2 separate regions of the Mus musculus genome follow, and region 1 is linked to region 2. The links are chromatin contacts, found by Hi-C or POLR2A ChIA-PET in ENCODE. All regions are on one chromosome and are shown on one strand. Each heading gives the region's core, a stretch centred on a gene start or an enhancer-like site at or near the end of the contact. The rest is flanking DNA. Distances are from core to core; before and after follow the strand shown. Region 1 holds the start of Mpp4 (membrane protein, palmitoylated 4 (MAGUK p55 subfamily member 4)). Region 2 holds the start of Tmem237 (transmembrane protein 237).

Evidence for each region. A loop is a pair of places that touch in the nucleus more often than their neighbours do. ChIA-PET counts read pairs that join two places held with the same protein, here RNA polymerase II (POLR2A).
Region 1: a loop to region 2 is called in a map of left cerebral cortex, with 2.8 times the contacts of the local background. The contact joins the promoter of Mpp4 here to the promoter of Tmem237 in region 2. A Hi-C loop is called at or near these places in 1 of 37 maps with a recorded cell type or tissue (left cerebral cortex). POLR2A ChIA-PET finds 5 or more read pairs at or near these places in 1 of 5 experiments (Patski).

The regions. Positions count from the first base shown.
Region 1 is chr1:59,160,298-59,164,479 of GRCm38, reverse strand. It overlaps Mpp4 (membrane protein, palmitoylated 4 (MAGUK p55 subfamily member 4)), which reads left to right and starts at 2,844. Exons shown (of 22, transcript NM_145143.3): 1 at 2,844-2,948. It overlaps Als2 (alsin Rho guanine nucleotide exchange factor), which reads left to right. Exons shown (of 34, transcript NM_028717.6): 34 at 265-1,724. The coding sequence ends at 303.
Region 2 is chr1:59,117,345-59,121,219 of GRCm38, reverse strand. It overlaps Tmem237 (transmembrane protein 237), which reads left to right and starts at 1,414. Exons shown (of 13, transcript NM_001037812.3): 1 at 1,414-1,517; 2 at 3,214-3,245. The coding sequence starts at 1,485. Mpp4 (membrane protein, palmitoylated 4 (MAGUK p55 subfamily member 4)) reads left to right here. Exons shown (of 22, transcript NM_145143.3): 22 at 1-285.

The DNA of each region.
Region 1 (4,182 bases), core at 1,595-4,094, 42 kb before region 2:
CTCAGCCTTCGAGTAGTAAATGTGGACGAGCTCTGCTCACATTGTCCCGTGTACCCTCACACTTCCCAGTCACCAGTGAATGGTCTCATGTTAATCAGTAAAGACCGGTACACAGAGGAAATAGAGGGCAAGTGTTTGTTGTTGTTAGGCTACAGTAGCCATTGGCTGGAGAGAGCTTGGTGAGGTAGACAATGTGCCTTCAGTAAGGGATTGTTTTTTCCCAAGTCTTAAAGAAACTGAATCTGAATTTGTTTGGATTTTCAGGCCTGTTACTTCCAGATTCAGCGGGAGAAGCTTAACTAGGGCGCCTGACAGCTTGAGGACCGGATTATCTGCTGCGGAGGCTACAGCTATGGCACAGGCACCGACTGGAGGCTGATGGGGCAAAGAACAGTGTTGAATACAGAATGGACTTTTGTGCTATTTTGGTTGTAATTTCTGAGCCTTACTAATAATTAGAGCCCAGCATGGAAAACATACTGTATCATTCAAATGGAGACTGGAAAAGGAGATAGGGATAGAGTAGAGTCTTTGGCCTGTGCTGAGATCCACACACCTACTTAGAAAAGGAAACTGGTTACCCTTTCCTGTAGTGAAAGCTCTCAGCTCCATGCAGTTCCAGGAAACCTTTCCAGGAAAGCTGCTTAGATGAAAAGAAGTTGATGACTGTGTTTAAGCTCCTGGTTTGTCTAATTCCATTTGCAGTTACCCAATACCCTTTGGCAAGGAGCAGGTTTTACTTGAACTGAAGCAGCCATCCCTTGCCTTCCTAGACCTCTCCCAGGCACAAGTGCAGCATGCTACTTTGCTAGGGGTGGGGGTGGGGGAGAAGAAGTTTTAAACTGTAGTTTTAACCTTTTGTAAGCCCCTTTACCAAGGCATTTGTGGTCAGAGAGCTCCCACGGGGTGACTATGACATCCTGGTCCCCTCGTGGAATGCATCCACATAGGATCTTCTGCCTGCTGACTGAAAAGAACATAGGAATACACTGGAGTGCAAACACTGCCGTGCCAAGCTGCTCCAAACCTCACTGATCCGAGGCCCACTGCCTACCCAGGAGGCCCGTAAGCTTCTTAGCACAAGCTTTGTGTGGAGACTGAAGATCTGCACATGTGAGGAAGCAGGGAGCTACAGTGGCCCTCAGCCCAGTCTGCGGGTCTTCCCTCTACCTCACACTGAACTCAGAAGGGAAGGAAGGAGAGACGCACATGGGATTCTCCCACCTCAGAAGTATTGTGACAGCACCGCATAACCACGGTTTGCTCTTTTACAAGCAGCCTCACAAGTGTGGGTTGTGGGTGTGCGCTGGAGCAGTGCCACTCGTAGCTGTTTGGATACCACAGGTGCTCTTCTGTCTCATCTGCTGTACTCGGAGGCGAGCGCAGTGGCCTGACTCATGGGAAATGACTCAGCAGGCGGCAACTACTTTTGAAAAGGATCATGATTTCCGAGCTACTTTATAATCAAGACAAGCATTTGTTAACATACTGTTTTGGAATGTTGGCTGTAATGTAACAGCAGTTTTCATAATAAATGACATTCATCTCTACGAAGCTGTTCTATGACTGTGGAAGAAATGACATGGGGCAGACTGTACTTTAAAGAGTGCTCAGTTTACAGTATTCTTTCTCCACATTGTAATCCATGCCTCAGACCTCAGGAACCCCTGGGGTTTTTAATTCACTTAACTACTAGCCAATTTCTGGCAAAGAGCAAGTTAATTCTGATCCCGATAACCCAGAGACAAAGGTCTCCAAGGAAAACTGCTGCTGTGAGTAAGACAGTTGTGGGCTTTGTTTTTGTTTAGGGAAGGGCTAGAGGAACAGGTTTAGGAGGATAGCACTGTCCGCATCTCTCCGCCTACCGTCTTCTGCCAGGCCGAGCTGCTCCCTGTGGAGAGGGACCAACTCTTTCTCATTTCGCATATTTTTAGTTTGTGAGCCAAGACACAAATGCCAGATTTGGCTAGTAAAGCCAAAGTAATTGAACACCTACCTCCTTCAGAGAAAGATCAGGAGGGGCTAATAGTGGGAATGGATGGAAACTTGGACAATAGGACCAGAGAAATTCTCAAATGGCAGCATGCCATCTCACATCTCTGAGAACCCGTTGCAATTCAATCTTCTAATTTCAGTTTTAAGAGAAGCTGCCTAACCACTGTATTTTCCTCATTCTACACAGTTCTTGAGTTGCAGCTTAAAACAATAAATTTTCATGTGTGTGTGGAAAACCCTAAATCTCCAGGCACTGTCTGTGACTAGAAATACCAGCACCTATGTAACTCACAGCAGCCCTCAGCAGTGCCAGTCTGGGGGCTCCCTTTCCCTATCGGTGAATAGCTATAGTTTGCTGTGTCTGCGCTGGGACTCCAACCCAGAGCTTCCCGACTTTCCTCTACTCTTTCCCACTGCCTATGCCCCGCAGATGTGTTCTGCATTAGGCCTTGAAAAGCTGAAGTTAAGAAAAGTAAAAGCCTCTGGTGGGTGTAGTGGCACACCTTTGTAGTCTGAGCCCTTGAGGGTGGAGGAAGTTCAGTTATCCTTGGTTATACACACAGTTTGAGGCTACCGGGGCTACATAAGACTCTGTCTCAAAAAAAAAAAACAAACTAAAAGTAGGAAAGATTTGAAGGGGGGCGATTGGTGTTTGTTATCTGGAAACAGTCAACAGAAATATTAAGGGCTTGTATGGGAGTGTAGTACTCATGTGAGAGAAAGCTCACTGTGGTGGAGGATAATGTAAATGAGATGTTCCCTTGCAGGGACAGCTAGGGCTGCTGCGGAGGCTTAGAAGAGGTCCAGGGTTAGCCTGCAAGGGCAGGATTATGCCAAAGAGGATGCACAGAGCTTTTCTCTAGAGCATCAGGTGACTGGCAGCTAGCAGCCTCCTGGTGCTTCCTGCTTGCTTCTCTCTTGCCAGGAGCAACACTGTGTTTTCATCCTTGCAGGTAAGAGTCTGCTCGCAATGCCGCATTTCCAGAAGGCACCAGCAGCAGCTACAGATAATCGTGGGTAGTCTGTGTTAAAGTGGTTGACTGTCCTACAGTACCATCTCTTAAGCGTGGCACAGTGCGTTGTCAAAGAGTTCAAGTGAAACTGTCCCATCTTCTGTGAGGGCCTTGGATGCAGAGGAAGCCAGCAGGCCATTTCTCAGGGAGGGTTGCATATGGGCTTTTTCAAGATTTCCATATTGAAAAATACTTTAGAAAACAAGCCTAGTGGGTAAGAGGTCAGGACTTTGAATAGCAATTGTTTTAAAGCAGAAGGAAATGCTTTAAATGTTTTAATTATAATGTTTAATTACAATTTAATTGTGTGTGTGTGTACGCTTGTGTGCAAGTGTGCGCGCATGCGTTTGTGGAAGCCCTGGTGCTTGTGGAGGTCAGAGAACAACTGAAAACAGCTCCCTCCTACCATGTGGGTTCAAAGTCATCAGACTTGGCAGCGAATGCATTTCCTGCTGAGCTACCCCAGAGACCCAAAGCTGAATTTTAAGGTAATGCTGCGTACATTCCAGGTATTCATGGTGACCACTTGCTTTATAACACAGTTTTTAATTGCCTTTTCTTATTCCCTACCTCTTTACCCTATAAATCACCTGTCTAGAATCCTTCATTCTGGCGCAATTCAAACCAAGGCACTTAAACACATAAGGTTATTATTTAAATCCACATAGTGCCCCACCAGTAATAAAAAGGATAAGGTAAAGAAAGATATAGCTTAGCTGGTAGAATGCTTGTGTGGCATATGTGAAGTCCAGGGTTCAGTTCCCAGCACCACATAAACCATTTGTGGTCACACATGCCTGTCACACAACCCCAGCCCTTGGGAGGTGGAGACCGGAGGATGAGAGCATCTGGTGATCCTTGACTAGAGAGAAAGTCTGAGGCCAGCATGGACTACATGGGACTCTGTCACCAAACAAACAGGAAACCAACCAAAAGCAAGATAGCTGAAAACAGCTCCCTCCTACCATGTGGATACTGTGTATTTAAGCGTGTGAGTGTGGATAGATAGCACAGAAGCACACATGTGAGCCTACACAAAACCCTGAAAGGATGTAGCAACTTTGAATGCAGGAGTAAATAGACTCCAGGAGTGCTGTGCTGTAGTGGTTTCCTGAGTCACAAGCAGGATTAGCGCTGATAGAATGATTTTCTGATTTGGTAGACTACTTGGTAA
Region 2 (3,875 bases), core at 165-2,664:
GTGTGCCCTAAAGATCCGGAATAACGGCTGCCATTGAAAACAGCAGTGTTTGACCCATTAGAACTGCGACTATGAAGTCCTTATTGTATAGCTATAAATAGCATCCTATACATATACAGAGCTACTCATTTGGCTCTCAGGCATTTTCCCGATGTTTCCCCATATGAGCTAATGGCAGGTATGTGACAATGTTGTCACTGAATGTGAGCATTTTATAGATTTCATATGGTGTTTTGTAAGATGTAACTCTTCTAAATAAACCAGTCTACTTAATGACAAACTGTATTTTACTTTGTAAAATATTTTCTTATTTCTGTTTATATTTTACAAAAGTGCCTAGTTGACTAACTAAGCTAAGAGCGGTTAACAAGTACACATTTATCTAATAAGGAAACCTATGACACTGTTATTTCCAAATCAGCAAAGTGGACTAGTCCTGGAGCCTGTATATGAGCTCCAAAACGAGGATGTTGATACAGTCTTGGTCTCCCTAGATCCGAAGCTCCACTGCACCCATGTCTGTTCATCTTCTTTATATCCACACTTCCCTCCATTCTACCTATTTTAAACTATAACTGTTCCCACTGAAGGAACTATCAGAACTGAACATTCAGATTATACTCCTAGGCCTACAGGGAATCTAGGAAACTGGGCAGGCCAGTGAAAGAGATCCTCGCTGTTTCAGTCATACAGATCTCCCTCCAGGCAGCACCCTGGCAGACGGGAACCAGGTGGGGGACGCCGGCCTCTCCAGGCTCCGCAAAGCCGCCTCCTCCCACAAGTCCCCGGAGGCCGGGCGTCGCGGGAAGCCGGCCTCGGGCTCCGGCGGTTGCGCCTAGGGAGGCCCGCGGGAAAGCATCATGAGGGACGACTCAGGGCCTCCGCTGGAGGAGGACCAAGCGGTGAGCGACGAGGGGCGCCTGGCCCGGAGTGTGGCGAAGTGGAGGTGTCCTAACCAGCAGTGACCACCGCCGAGCCGGGAATCTGGGGACAGCACTGCCCGAGGGGTGCGGCGGGGGCGGACCGGGGCTGTACATCAGGGCGGGCCCCGCAAAAGGCGATCAGGTCCACCCAACATCCGGGCGCCCTAGTCAGCGTTGCCATGGCGACGCCTCCGGGCGGCTCTCGGTCAGAGAGGAGGATGTTCCGGTGGGGAGTTTGAATACGAGTCTGGTCCCGCCGTGCCCACCCCCACGCAAACCACGATGACCTCCCGGGAAACTGTGGGTGAACCCCCTCCGCTCCTGGGGACGCCGGCCGACGCTGAGGTTTTCCTAGTTCGAAGGGGTCAGATTGGGTTCGGCTCCGGTAGCCCCAATACCTCCCGTGGGACGGGTGGGGACGCTCCGGGCCCAGCAGCCATGAGGCGCAGCCCGATGACGCTCTGCGCCTGCGCGCCTGGGCAGGAGGGGCGGGGCGGGCCGGACCGGGGCGGGGCGGGCGGCTGTGGTGCCCTGAGCTCTGCTGCGGTCCCTGGAGACGTGATGGGGAAGAAGCAGGTGGTTAGCGAGCCTCAGGTACTTTTGAGCTGTTGGGAATTTAGTCTCCGCCTGTTCAGCGGTTCTTCTTTTGAGGGGCTTAGAGGTGCGGTTTCTAGATGGGTGAGATGGTTCATTTTTGCGGGACTTTTGAAATACCAAGAGGACTGGGTCCCACTTTCATAGCATCTTGAGAATAGTAGTGCTTTTGTAGGACCACCATTCTATTCCAGTTGTCATTTTGACTGCTGGATTCCATTAGGACATCGTCAGTGTCCTAATTTTGTAGCATTCTCACGAATTTGTTTGAGTGAATACAACCATGGATTGCGAAATGGGACAAGCAAGAATATCTAAAATGTGAGCCTTTGGAATCAGTGCCTTCCATAAGCAGCATGAAATACCCGAGCTAATAAATCGACGTCTAGGCACTGCTCTTAGAGATCAATTCTTTTAAAGGTGTATTTGTAGCCGGACAGTGGTGGCGCACGCCTTTAATCCCAGCACTTGGAAGGCAGAGGCAGGTGGATTTCTGAGTTCAAGGCCAGCCTGGTCTATAGAGTGAGTTCCAGGACAGCCAGGGCTATACAGAGAAACCCCGTCTCAAAAAAACCAAAAAAAAAAAATGTATTTGTTTTGAGTGTTTTGCCAATATATGAACCACTTGTGTGCCTGTTGCTCACAGAAACCTGAAGAGGCTGTCCATTTCCCTGGAACTGGAATTACTGGTGCTTTGTGGGTGCTGGGAACTAAACCCAGGTCTGCTGCATGAGCAGTAACTGCTCTTAATGGCTAAGCCATCTATTTTGAAAATTTTCAGAATGCTTAACTAATGCTTCCTGAGCTTGCAAGCAGGACTTTTCTTAAGTAAGAACAGGGTAAACTACACCAGCCCCAAATACTTCCTGTTCTAAAATATGTTACCTATTTCTATTTAAAGTAACTTAAAAAAAAAGCATGTTACTCTGTGGCATAAAACCTTAGTTGGCTTCCTAGTTAATAGAACTAAATCCGTATTCCTTCTGCTAGTCTGCGAGGTCATAGTTAATCTGACGTCTGCCTTCTGTCCTGTGTCACTGGTTTCTGCCTGGCTGCTCTTTACCTGGAGCCCTTCATGCCCTGTCTTTCTTGAAAGCCTTAACATGTGCTCCTCATTCCCTGTAAATTTGGCACCTTTGTCAGGAAGGGCTCAGCTCAGATAACATCAAAGAGGCTTTCCCTAAGTAAAACATCACTCTTCATTCCTTATATATGGTTATTTATTGTATGCAAACACACATGCACATGCATGCACACACATGCATGCACAGACACACACACAAGCATGCATGCACACACATTTATATGGCATGGTCTAGTTTTATCTGAGCATGCAACATTATCTTCCAATACTTAACCACTAATGGAAGGTCTGTAAAGGGAGATGAGCTCTGTTTGATCCTGTTCTGAATGCTCACAATAGGCCAGACTGGTTGAAGTGGAAGAAGAAAAGAATTTTACATGGGGTGTAGGAATGGCAGAATAGATCTAAACCCAGCAGTCCAGTTTACATCACCGCCTCCCGGGTTTCACTGATAATCTTCCAAAGATTTGAAGAGAATTGCTGATCCATTTTATTTGATAACATCTGGACAGTGGGCTTTTAAAGGAGAAGCTTTGTGGTGCTTGAGATAAATGAAGGTGAGGTTAATCCAGCTTTTATTGACGAGATGTTTGCCTCTCCCCTCCCCTATAGCGTCCTCCACGAGCACTCCCACCTGTGCCAAGGTAAAAACAGTTTACGGTCATTTAATTATTGAACTTTAAAAATATAAAGTAAGAAGAAAAAAAAAATCAAATAGTATGGTTGAAAACCTACAATACTTCATTAAAAAAAAATCCTTCCTGGAATTTTAAAAAGTCTTCCTAAGAAGTGAGTGGTAAAAGTTAAATTCAAATCATGAGAATAATTGTTATGAATAATTACAGAAAGCTGTCACTCTAGCACGGTGGAGGAATGGGTCTGTCCTGGGTGTGCTGATTCTATTTACCAGGATTCTCCAAGGCCCTCCTGTTTGTGGAATATTCCATCAGAGCTTAAACCGATTATAACCGGTGACAAAGAAAGTTCTTAATCTGCTTAGTCCCTCTGATTAATAGACAGTAGGGAATGTGTATTTGTGCTTTCAAAATACTTTTAGCAGTGCTATTAAACAATATACTATTTACAAATAATAAGCTAGTTTATAAACTGGCTAGCAGTATGTAAAAGCTAGTTTTATTTTTAAAGTTGTAATGATGTAAGTCAATTTTTAGCTAGACAATAAAATAGATATCCAATTAATAGTTTCTTTTTTCTTTCTCTCTCTCTCTTTCCCCCCCCCCCCCTTTCTGATTACATTTGGCCGGGGTCACGTG